2 separate regions of the Homo sapiens genome follow, and region 1 is linked to region 2. A link is a contact called in ENCODE Hi-C or POLR2A ChIA-PET data. All regions are on one chromosome and are shown on one strand. Each heading gives the region's core, a stretch centred on a gene start or an enhancer-like site at or near the end of the contact. The rest is flanking DNA. Distances are from core to core; before and after follow the strand shown.

Region 1 (6,552 bases), core at 2,711-5,210, 120 kb before region 2:
CTTACTATTGTTTCCAATAACATCCAGGAGAATGGAGTTCTTCCTACTCTCCACTCCAAATCAAGTTATCACCCTCTGGTAGCAAAGCTTATGGTTTTCATTCCCTGATGAAATACTTCACTGACAGAGCAGGCAGTGGGGGTGGAACCAGCCCCCAAAAAAGAGCCACAACTACCTGAGATCCCGCAGTTTTCTCACTCAACCTTTCTTAATTTGTGGAATGCCTTTGGTTGATTCTTAGAGTCTTGAAATGGTGGGTTTTTTTAAATAATTTTTTTTCAGTTGCATTGTTTCTTCTCAGAGAAAGGACTTGCTAAGCTCCTGACCCCAGCACTGTGGAAGCGCTGCCCCCAGGAATCTGTACTTTAACAAGCCCCCCATGTTTTTCTGATGTGCCTTAAAGCTTGAGAACTAGTGCTTCTACCTAGAACCAGTTTTTCCACTTACGCAAAGGATCCCATCCCCTCTCGCAGGCTTCAGATCCTGAGTCTCTGCTCTTTCTTGAACACGCTCCCTTCTGCAGGCCATTCCGCTGGCTTTTCTATTTGCCCTGTGCCTCCTAGATACTCACATTCACTCATTCACCATCTTTAAAGTCTGTTCAAATCTTGTCTTTTCAATATTCCCTTCTCTTTCTATCTTGTATTAAACTGTAATTCTTATTTCTTAAGCTTACTATTTTTGTTTGTTTCTCTCTACTTGAATATATGCTCCAAAGGGCAGGATTCTTTGTCAGTTTTGTTCACTGATGTATCCCAGGTGCTGAAAACCCAAAACTGTGCCTGGAATATGGCAAATACTTGTTGAATGAATGAACATAGTAACTGAAAATGTACCATGAAAAGAAACATTGAGTTACTTAATGGCACCTGGTGCCTAGGATGCAAGGATCTCTCCAAATACGTCTGTCTGTCTAAATTCTAAGGGGTCACACAGACACTGGGCTTCTTGGATGAACACAGGCAAAGTTGGAAGGCAAAAAGAAAAGGGACAATAAATTATTTTCATGTATACCTGACCCCTGTAAAGTTCAGGAATACCACTGTTTGATTTATTGTGCTCTTGGGAACTGGCAGTACTAGAATTTCTTTTGTTATCTAGCTAGTATCTGGTGTAGGAAAGAAACACCTCTCCCCCTGAAGGCTCTGATGATCATCTCCCTAGGCCTTTTCACTGTCACTCCCAGGAAGGGCGCTTGTCATCCTAGACAGGAAGGCCTGGACACCTTGAAGTGGTGGTCCGGAGTTGGTTCCTTCCTGGTGGGTTCATGGTCTCAGCCGTGGACCTTCATAGTAAGTGTTACAGCTTTTAAAGATGGCACAGACCCAAAGAGTGAGCAGCAGCAAGATTTATTGTGAAGAGCAAAAGAACAAAGCTTCCACAACCAGTGGAAGAGGAACTGAACGGTCCCGCAGCTGGTTGCTGCTGGCTGGGGTGGCCAGCTTTTATTCCCTTATTTGTCCCTGCCCATGTCCTGCTGACTTGTCCATTTTACACAGTGCTGATTGGTCCATTTTACAGAGTGCTGATTGGTCCATTTTACAGAACGCTGATTGGTGCATTTTACAAACCTCTAGCTAGCTACAGAGCGCTGATTGGTGCATTTTTACAGAGTGCAGATTGGTGCATTTTACAATCCTCTTGTAAGACAGAAAAGATCTCCAAGTCCCCACTCCACCCAGGAAGTCCAGCTGGCTTCACCTCTCAGTGGGACTTGCTTCCTTCTTCCTCACCAGCTTCCAGCTTTGAACAACAGCCTGATTAACCACCACACTATCAGAGCTGGTAAGAGCGCAGAGTGGGCACATTGTGCCCCATGCCTGGCACGTGCTTGCACAGCAGCCAGCATCCTCTATCTGTTCACTCTCTACTTTTGTTTCTGGGAAACTTGAATATGAAATCTTCTAGCACTTTATAAACCACTGGTGTGAATAATTTTTTCTTGAAAAGCAAATGAACTGTTTCATTTTTCACAGCTCAACTCTGAAGCTACCAGCAATCAATCATTGTCCAATATAAAAGGTGAAGAAACAAAAGACAGGCCAAAGAAAAGGGTTTTATTTTAACTTCTTATTTTGAAATGAGTATAGACTCATAAGAAGATCAAAAAGCAGAACAGAAAAGGCCTGGGTACACTTTCCCAGCGTCCTCCAATGGCGGCAACTTGCATAACTCGAGTACATGATCAAACCAGGAAACTGACACTGGCACAATATCATCCCAGGCTGGTTTTTACATGCACTTGGCAAAAGAAAATTTTCAACGTTAAATCGGCAAATTCTAGGAAATACTTGATTTAAGTTTTATACTTCAATTTTTGGGATATCCATGATTTAATTAAGTGATAAGAGAGGATTGAATAAAGCCATGCCATATTTCCATAGAAATAGGTGTATTAATGTCCTGCTGTTACCATGGCAAATTACCACAAACCTGGTGGCTTAAGGCAACAGAAATGGGCTGGGCACGGTGGCTCATGCCTGTAATCCCAGCACTTCGGGAGGCTGAGGCTGGCTGATCACTTGAGGTCAGGAGTTCAAGACCAGCCTGGCCAACATGGTGAAATCGGTCTCTACTAAAAATACAAAAATTAGCCCAGCATGGTGGCGGGCATCTGTAATCCCAGCTACTCAGGAGGCTGAGGCAGGAGAATCACTTGAACTGGGGAGGCAGAGGTTGCAGTGAGCTGAGATTGCGCCACTGCACTCCAGCCTGGGTGACAGAGTGAAGCTCCATTTCAAAAAAAAAAAACAAAAAAAAACAGAAATGTATTCTCTCACAGTTCAGGAGGTCAGAAGTTCAGTATCAGTTTCAGTAGGCTGAAATCAAGGTTTCCCTGCCAATTTGCAGTGCTGCTTGCATTCCTTTGCTTGTGGCCAGATCACTGCAGTCTCCACCTCTGTCTTCACATGGCCTTCTCTTCTGCGTGTGTCATCTCCCCGTCTTTTACCGACACTTGTGATGGCATTTACAGCCCATCCAGATAATCCAGGATAACCTCCTCATGTCAAGATTCTTAACCACATCTGCCAAGACCCTTTTTCTTTATAAGGTAACATTTACTGGTTCCAGGGACTAGGACCTGATATCTTTGGGTGGCCGTCCACCTACTATGTAAGGTAAATTCAGGGATTGAATAAGGAAAGACTGTCACCTATGCAGCTGGAGGTTCATCATTGGAACATGCTTTCACTTTAGTGGAAACAGAAAGATTCTCTAATTCCTTAGAACCAAAAGCTTTGGGCTCTTCTTTAGTTCACATTGTACTAATTTGTGATTGCTTTAAAATCCAGAACTGGGTAAGATTTTTCCCACTTTAACCCCAATTCTTTTTACACGTTTTGCCAATGGGTTTGAAAGACGTAATGGAATTGACTACCCTTTCATAAAATGAAATTGTAGTTTTCATAAAACTCATAGTTTGCATTTCTGAAAAAAGAGAAAAGAGAAGTAGTTTTCTTTTGGGGGGCCAAAATAGCTGTTTCTTAATTTATAAACCAGGCATTGAGTCTGATTTGAGTCACTGTCTTTTTTCTTCCTATGTAAGTGGACATTTTAATAGTGAAAGTCCAGAAAACGACTGTGGCGTGGGCTGATTCTGAGCTGGCATTTAGCTGCTTGATAAGACGAAAGGAAGGAGGCGCGTAAATGAGTGCTTGATTACTCTCTGCCGCCTGCAGCTCCTCCCCCGCCATCCACTGTGAATCATGTTGCAGCAACAGCACATGCCAGACAAAGACACTGAAGTCTATGACATCGCTTGCAAAGAAGTTGTATTAAATGTCCTCAGTGAAATGACTTCAGAAAGTTCTCATTATGTCAACCAATCTTCACCTCACAAAATGAGAGCTGGGGTCAGAGAGAAACAAAGAATGTTTTTGTGGCACACTGCAACCAACGCAGAGTTTATGTGGCAGATGTTCATCCAGCCACGCAATGCAGATGACTTCATACGTGGGGGAGTCTGCTTACCATTGCATCGGCTGCTTCTCCCCCAGAACTACATCATCACCACTTCTTGAAGGCAGTTTTTATGAGCAATGGAGAACACTATGAACATAGCTGGGACCAGTGTGTTTTTAACTAGTTTTGTGTCTCTGAAGCAATCCCAAACTAACCTTTTTTTCTTTTTCATATCTAATTTTCTAACTCATGATTTAAAAAATGATGTCTGTGTTTAAATGCTTTAAGTACCTTTTTTTCATGCTTTCAGTACCTTTCTCTTTATTCTGTATCTCTTGTGATTTGGGTTGCTAATATCTTACTAATTAACATATTTTAAATATACAGCTATGTGGTTAAGGTGTTAAATTGGATTTTTTTAAAAGAATAAGATGTAGGCTGGGCACGGTGGCTCATACCTGTAATTCCAGCACTTTGGGAGGCCGAGGCGAGTGGATCACTTGAGCTCAGGAGTTCAAGACCAGCTTGGACAATGTGGCGAAAACTTGTCTCTACCAAAAATACAAAAAAAAAAAAAAAATTAGCCCAGCATGGTGGTGCACACTTTTGGTTCCAGCTACTTTGGAGACTGAGGTTGGAGGATTGCTTGAGCCCTGGATGCAGAGGTTGCAGTGAGCCAAGAATGCACCACTGCACTCTAGCCTGGGTGACAGAGTGAGATCCTGTCTCAAAGAAAAAAAAAATTATTTTAGAATTCTAATCCAGATTCACTTCCTTCCCCAATGGCCAACTGAAAATGACAAAAAGAATGAGCAATAGAGAAGAAACCAATTTCCTTGAAAATACATGCAAAACCATAGGTTAAAAATAATAACTGCAAAAGACAATACATTTTGGATCACACTGGGACATAACACCAAGAAGCATATGCAACCCCACAGGTCATTTCCAGCTGACAGTTTCCCATAAAAGGGTAGCACAGCCCTAAGGGGTGCAATCAAGGGTCCTGGCTAGGGTGTCCACACCTGGCATTTTGGATGAGCCAGGCGGGGGGGAGATCATCAAGATGCCTAGAATTTCTGCAAAGCATGTGGCAGTCAGCTTAGTATGAGCTGCTCTATTACCCCAAATATACTCGAACATCCAGGCTTTGCTACAAACCACATGGGCCTGCTTTCCTTGGAATGGCCCATTGAGATTAGTGAGCAGACACTGGGTCCTTGCACAGAGGACACTGCATCCATGAGAAAGTCCTTCCAGAACCCCTGAGTTCAGGAGACCGCCCCACCTCAATCTGTCCCTTCCCCACACAGCTCTTAGCAAATCCTCATTAACATGAACAATAATTCCCCAAAAAGAGAACAATGACAACAAACAAAGACAGAGGAATAATATACATCAGAAGTAAAAGAAAATGTGAATTAACATTTCTCCATGAACTCACGGAAATCAAAGGAAGCATAATCACAGTGAAGTAAGAACTCAGAGGAGATCTGTAAGACATCAAAGAAGAGACAATAATATAACAGAAGAAGATTTAAAGTAAGCTGTGAAAGCTTAGGAAAGAATGAGAAAGCAGGATGGAGACAGTCCAGACAGTACAGAAACAAAGGCCTTTGCAGTGCAGCCGTCCGATGCTGGCTCCCCAGGAAATAGACCCAGGATGGAGATGAGCTTCAAGACTTAGGAGGAGTGCTCTTGGGATTAACAACCATGGAAGGGGAGGGGACCAGCATGGGTGGCAGAGGAAGAAGTGGAACTTTGACGCAGTTCTGTGTTGAGTTTGGGTCTTCTAAGAAGCAGATGCCAAGAGATTAGACATAAAAAGAGAGTTATTGGGGAAATAACTAACTCAAATAACCGTCTCTTATTCAACCTTCTGCTCTGGCTCCCTTGACCAAGCACCCTCCAATTCCTTATATAGGTGCATTCTTATAGCTCCAGGCAGCATCTGCTGCTAGATCCTCTGGTTTCTTTAGGGTACAGTTGCCTTCCTCCCCTTTCAGGCCCAACAGTTCCAGGCTGGTTTGTGTTGTGATTTAACCTACTTACTGGTCTGGTATCCAGGAAGGGAGGTAGAGGCAGATCCTGAGGAAGGCACAGGTATCGGGAGGAGAGGACCCTAAGTCATCTTCAACAAAGGGTAGGCAGGACCGAGGTTCCTGTGTGCAAGCTCAGAGGTTCAGGGGAATCTGGAGATTTGATATTTTAGGAAGCATTAATCCAGATGTCCCCATCCTCTATGCTGGGTCCCGTTCTTTCCCAGCCATGGCCTCACCTTGACATAACAGTGTCACCTTGGTGGGAATCCACCTCATTTGGAGCTCTGCCACTCTCAAGGGAGGTCTGACCCTGGCACTCAACCCTCCCTTCCTTTTCAGTGCAGGAGGTGAGAATTTCTCTATTCATGACCAAAGAAGGCTTCTGCATTCATTCTTAGCTGTTAGTTGCTAATTGATTATCCCAGCTTTTTTATTTTCTTTCCCAAAGGTCAATCAAGTTTAGCAATAGCCAACCAATCCCCTTTTCGTTATGGTTAGTATTTCCCCCACTTTTCCCAAACCCTTGGCATATCACACGAGTTAATGCACTTCCTCTCTCCAGGACACCACCAATGGAAGCTTTAATGCCTGCACCATTTCCTATGCA
Region 2 (5,896 bases), core at 3,065-5,564:
TGATTGAAGAACTAGGTGACCAGGCCGCAAGTGACAGCAGATTTGGAAGCTGCTTCAGAGGAATGTTCTGCCTTTGCAGAGGGGAATTGTTTCCCTGGGGACATGGCTGGCACAGCTGGACTCCGTGAGCGCCAACTCCCGAGGAAGTGTGGTCCTCTGGGCTTCTGCGCGATGCCACTAACATTGGGCTTCTGCACAATGCCACTAACATTCACTGTACTTTGAGAGCTCTTCCTGTGTCCCAGAAATAGCCTTTCGCAGAGGTCGGCAGGGAAATTTAAGTCACCTGGCCACGTGCACAGAGTGGGTAGGTGAGGAGCAAGGAGGTGACTTTGAGAGCCACACTCCTAATCGCTATGCGACACTTCCTTAGGTCTGAGCTGGTAGCATTTTTAAGGGCAAAAAAATCATGGGGGAGAGGGTGAGAAGCATAATAACTATTTTACTCCCCCAGTTTAGGCTGCAAGAGCCTAAACTAGTCTGTGGGCTATCACTACTGTCCCCAGTGCCAGTGAGCCCTGCACCATCTACCACACTGTGCCTACTGCTACAGGCCGACCACCTCCCCAAAGCCCACATTGAGACACACTGCCCACCTTCTTTTTTGGGGGGAACAGGATCTCACTCTGTCGCCCAGGCTGGAATACAGTGGTGCAATCATGGCTCACTGCAGCCTTGACCTTGATGATTGCTTGCATGGCTCAAGCAGTCATCCCGCCTCAGCCTTCCAAGTAGCTGGGATTACAGGTTCGTGGCACCATTTTTTTTTTAATGCTAAATTTGAAGTTTTTAAATTTTACATTTAAAGTTCGCGCCACCATAATTTTTAAATTTTTTTTTAATAGAGACAGGGTTTCATGATGTTGCTCTGACTGGTCTAGAACTCCCGGGCTCAAGCAATCCTTCCGCCTTGGCTTTCCAAAATGCTGGGATTATAGGCATGAGCCACTGTGTCTGGCCACATTGCCCCCCTTCTAAAAACCTCAGGAGACCCTCTTGGTTACAAATAACAACGCCTAAACCTCCTTGTCTGAAACTTAAGACCCTTAACATTTCAGCTGATACTAACCTTTCCTAGCGTATCTCCCATTCTCTGTGAATTCCAGACTGTGGGTTGCAACTGCACTGGCTTGTGCCATGAATGCCAGGGACACTAGCCAGCATTTCAGATGCAGGAACAGATGACATGGCAGTGCATTCAAGGTAGCAAGTCAAGCTGCAGTTTCAAGAAACACACATCCTGACATGTTTGCATTTCCAATGTAAAATGCATCTCTTATGATAGGTCTCTGCTGAAGCAAAGTCTTGAAAGCCGTGATTTCATACCACTGATGTGAACTGTTCTCCCTGGAACCCAGGAAGCCCACAGAGAGGCTTTACTGGCCTCTGGGAGGCAAAAGAAGGGGGCATGAAAGCCTAGGTCTCAAGGCCCAGTTCTCCTCTCATTAGTGCTCCTCTTTTTCGTGTGTGTGTGTGTGTGTGTGTGTGTGTGTGTGTGTGGTATTGGGCTTCTACCTGGTAAAAGAGTTCTGCTCTTCCCTACTCTGTGACAACATTCTTCATCACCCCATATCCTGGGTGCTCTTCTGCTTCCACGTCTACAGCACGCGCCTGCCCTGGCATCCATCATACAGCTCTTTTCCTGTAGCATTATTCAAAGTAAATTCTGATACAAGAAAATTAGGACTACCTTTTCAAGACAATCATTTTCTAGGTTAGATAATATCTGTGTACTACTGGCATTACTGTTCTTTCCATCTAAAAATCAGCCCTCTTAAATGGTACCCCTTGAAAACAACTTGAATAAATTAAGTAGTACCTTGCCAGATTCTGGAAATGCAAAACAAAAATGTCCTAGTATTTTAGACCAGTGGTTTCCAACTTTTGTTTATCCCACAGTCCTAGCTATTAAAAAAAAAAAAGAAAAAAGGAAGAAAAGAAAAGAAAAGAAAAAAGTACATCTATCTATGTATCTATTATCTACTTTCCTCCCTATCTATCAACCATCTATCATCCATCTATCATCTGTCTATCCACCCATTAACTCATCCATCTAGCTGTTATCTATTTACTTATCTACCCATACATACATCATACATCTATCTATCTATCTACCTATCTTTTTATCCATCCATCCACCCATCCTTCTATTCGATGAGAAAGTGCAGGTACTAAAGTCAGTTAGAATATTAAATATTAATAAACCTTGCTGAGTGGGGTGGCTCATGCCTATAATCCTAGCACTTTGGGAGGCCAAGGTGGGCAGATCACTTGAGGCCAGAAGTTTGAAACCCTATCTCTACTAAAAATACAAAAATTAGCTGGGTGTGGTGGTACACACCTATAATCCCAGCTACTTAGGTGGCTGAAGCACGAGAATTGCTTGAACCCAGGAGGCGGAGGTTGCAGTGAGCCGCTGCACTCCAGCCTGGGTGACAGAGCGAGAACTGTCTCAAAAACAGGAATAAATAAAATAAATATTATTAAAGCTTAATGTATCTCATTTTCAGACAAATAAATATGAAAAATAATTCCAATATTCTCCCTGCATCACAAAGGATAATTTTGTAAACATACTGGGCATCATCCTTGGACCCCAGTAAAGACCACTGCTTTGTATGAGGAGGGATTGGAGGTAGAGGAATGGCAGCTTTTCATATACTTGATCAGCTAATTGGGTTTTTACAAAAAAAAAAAAAGGTAAGGCACATTTTGACATCCCAGTTTAAAGCTTTTAGATGTTTCCAAATGTTAAAAATATACACACATCTCTATTTCTTCTTCTCCCTATTTCTTCTCACCAGCTTGGATTTTAATGGCTAAGATAGCCTTATAGATGGTTTCCAGTTTTGAACTATTTTTGACACCTGCACTATATTTTAAAATTGAGGCTATGTTTGTCTTATAACATGCCTAAGACTTGTTTATTACCTAAAAATGAACAAGGAAAGTCATAGCCTGCCTTAGTGTTCTTCCAGTGGACAGGAAAAAGCTTCTACCACTGAGCAGTTTAATGAGGCAATGGGAAACTACATAAAGTTTGGCTTTGAATCCATCAGGAATTGTGTTGATTCAAGGCACCAGAAAGCTCCTTATAGAATATAAGGCCAAAGAATATAAGATCCCCCTGTATTTTATTTTATTTTATAATTTTTTGAGACGGAGTTTCGCTTGTGTTGCCCAGACTGGAGTGCAATGGTGTGATCTTGGCTCACTGCAACCGCCGCCTCTCAGGTTCAAGCGAATTCTCCTGCCTCAGCATCCTGAGTAGCTGGGATTACAAGCATGTGCCACTACACCAGGCTAATTTTTTTTTTTTTTGTATTTTTAGTAGAGACGGGGTTTCACTATGTTGACCAGGCTGGTCCCGAACTCCTGACCTCAGGCGACCCACTCTCCTAGGCCTCCCAAAGTGCTGGGATTACAGGTGTGAGCTACCGTGCCCGGCCAAGTTCCCCCTTTAAAATTTGTAAATTCTTTCAGGGCTAGCATTCAAATAGGCTTTGAGGGAAAGCAATCACCTATTAAATTCTTTGTGAGAAACATCTCTGGATTAAACTTGAGAGGGATTCCATCTGGTCTCTGACCTTTGAGCTTCTTTATAATTACAACTGACCCCAAAGTCATTGTATTTTGCAGTTTTCTACCTTGGGTTCCAGCAGCCTTCATGATATTTGTAAGATATTAAAATTACCATCTGCTATTGCTTACTATGTCTTAGGCTTCTGATGTGATAAAAGTATTAATTATTTTAAGCAGTACATTTTTAAACTTCTTATCCTCTTTTATGAATGCTCACTAATGAATTCTTATTAAGCCATTAAGGTAAGTATGGTAATTTATTATTACATTTTTTTTCCTATAAAATGGGAACAGCTTGTCTGGATTTGCATCTATAATGGTAACAGTAGCTTCAAGAACATCTGCTTTGGTGTTAACTTCTAATAGGCCTTGCGTGGAGCAATCTGTTCTCCATGTATGGGACCCAGTCATTACTCACGTTCCTGAGAAAAGATGGCACCAAGTCAACTACTGCTGGTTTTATTTGTATTATTTTTAAGTCATTTTATTTTTTGCTGTAGATATCCTGTAATTGAAACATACTACTTACTTATAAGAATTCTACTAAAATTCCACTTCTATACTAGGACTAAAGTATTAAATTAGGAAGAAACATACATAGTACATTCAAATAATGCATATTTCATGAATCTTTGAGGTATTCTTGCCATTTGAGGAATTCCTGAAATGAGTCATAACCCACAGGATACATATCCGCAGAACTTTTGTTTTGTGACTTGCAGCAGCAAGTCGCTTACAACCAGTTTTACACATGTTTGTCTGGTTTAACTTCCTAAAATACAAATGTGGTCAACCCAATCTTCTGATTTCTTACTTTACAGACTAAGCTTTGCTATTCAAAGTGTGGTCCAGGCTCCAGCAGCGAGAATCTGACATGGAATCTTCTAGAAATGCAGACTAGCAGGCCCCTCTCAGAATCAGAATCTGCACTCTAACAAAATCCCCAGGTGATACATCATACTCATTAAAATGTGAGAAGTAAGATCTATAGGAACGGCCCCCAAAAAAGTCTGTCTTGGTGAAACTAGTGAAAAATGAAGAACCACAAAACAGTGAGTTTGTCATAAAGCTAAAGGTATCTAACGTTTTTAGTAGACAAGTATGAAATCTCCCCCTCCCTGCACTGCCACACTCCAATCTCTTTTCCATCCTCAGCGTCCTTGTTCCCACCTTGCACAACTCTGGGCCTCTGCACATGAAGCTTCTTCCATTGGGAATCCCCATCCCTGTCTGACAAACTCCTTTGAATTCTTCAAGACCCACTCAGTTTCTACCACATCTGTAAAGACATTCTCAGTGGTGTCCCTACAATGCCGTACTCATGCTGTGATTATAGTGTTTCTCACATTATATAAAATGTTGTTCATGTGTCTGTCAACACACCTAGACCATGTGCTCCTCAAAAGCAGGACTGTGTCCTCTCCGTCATTGTCTCCTCAACTCCTAAGAAAGACAGACACAAACTAGTTGCTCAATATGTTTGCTGAATGAATGTGACCTATGTGGAAATAAGCACCAGCAGAGACAGTTATTGTGAAATACTCCATTTGATAGGTTGAATGTGGTACATAGAAAGGCTGTCGGTTCAGGAGACCACTTGCTAGAAGACTTTGGTCAAGTCACTTAATCCTTCTGTGCCTCAGTTTCTTCACTTGTAAAATAAGAATACCTGATTTCTCTGAATGCATTGGATTATTCTGAGGGTAAAATGCAAGGAATTATAAAAGAATCTTTAAAAGTTAAAAAGCAGGAACATCAAACACATGGTTAAACATCAATATGAGGCAGTAATCTTTTTTTTAATGTACCATTAGAATGAAGACATACTATATATGAGTATTTGTGGCTCTTTTGGTTTTCTAGAGCTGCTGTAACAAAGTCCCACAGTCTGGAGGCTTAAACAACAAAAAATCTATTTTCTTGTAGTTCTGGAGGCTAGAAGTTTAAGATAAGGTGTTGGCAGGGTTGGCTCCTTCTGAAGCCTCTCTCCTTGGCTTGCAGATAGATGACGTCTTCTCCCTGCATCTTCACATGGTCTTCTGTGTGTGTCTGTGTCCTCTAACTCTCTCTTTTTATAAAGACACCTGTCAGATTGGGTGAAGGCCCACCCTACTGACCTCATTTTAACTCAATTGCCTCTTTAAAGACCCTGTCTCCAAATATAGTCGCATTCTGAAGTACCAGGTGTTAGGACTTCCACTTACAAATTTTGAGGAAGACAATTCAGCTCTTAATAGTGACTTATTTAACTTTACACAATAAGTGTTTGTGGCATTTTAATAAAGGTAAGGTACCTCCTACCTGCTCTATCCAT

The links. A loop is a pair of places that touch in the nucleus more often than their neighbours do. ChIA-PET counts read pairs that join two places held with the same protein, here RNA polymerase II (POLR2A). Pooled maps may share reads with other maps.
Region 1: a pooled map shows a loop between it and region 2 (3-fold over the local background). The contact joins two enhancer-like sites. A Hi-C loop is called at or near these places in 2 of 50 pooled maps. POLR2A ChIA-PET finds 5 or more read pairs at or near these places in 3 of 52 experiments (OCI-LY7, WTC11 and activated CD8-positive, alpha-beta T cell).

The regions. Positions count from the first base shown.
Region 1 is chr9:91,512,564-91,519,115 of GRCh38, reverse strand. No RefSeq gene overlaps it. Among named protein-coding and RNA genes, the nearest start is that of NFIL3, 92 kb to the right of the region's middle. RefSeq lists an enhancer at 3,167-4,366. Within about 2 kb of position 3,960, at least 3 of the 41 ENCODE cell types and tissues checked have a DNase peak (open chromatin) inside an H3K27ac peak, as active enhancers do.
Region 2 is chr9:91,394,394-91,400,289 of GRCh38, reverse strand. No RefSeq gene overlaps it. Among named protein-coding and RNA genes, the nearest start is that of NFIL3, 26 kb to the left of the region's middle. Within about 2 kb of position 4,314, at least 5 of the 41 ENCODE cell types and tissues checked have a DNase peak (open chromatin) inside an H3K27ac peak, as active enhancers do.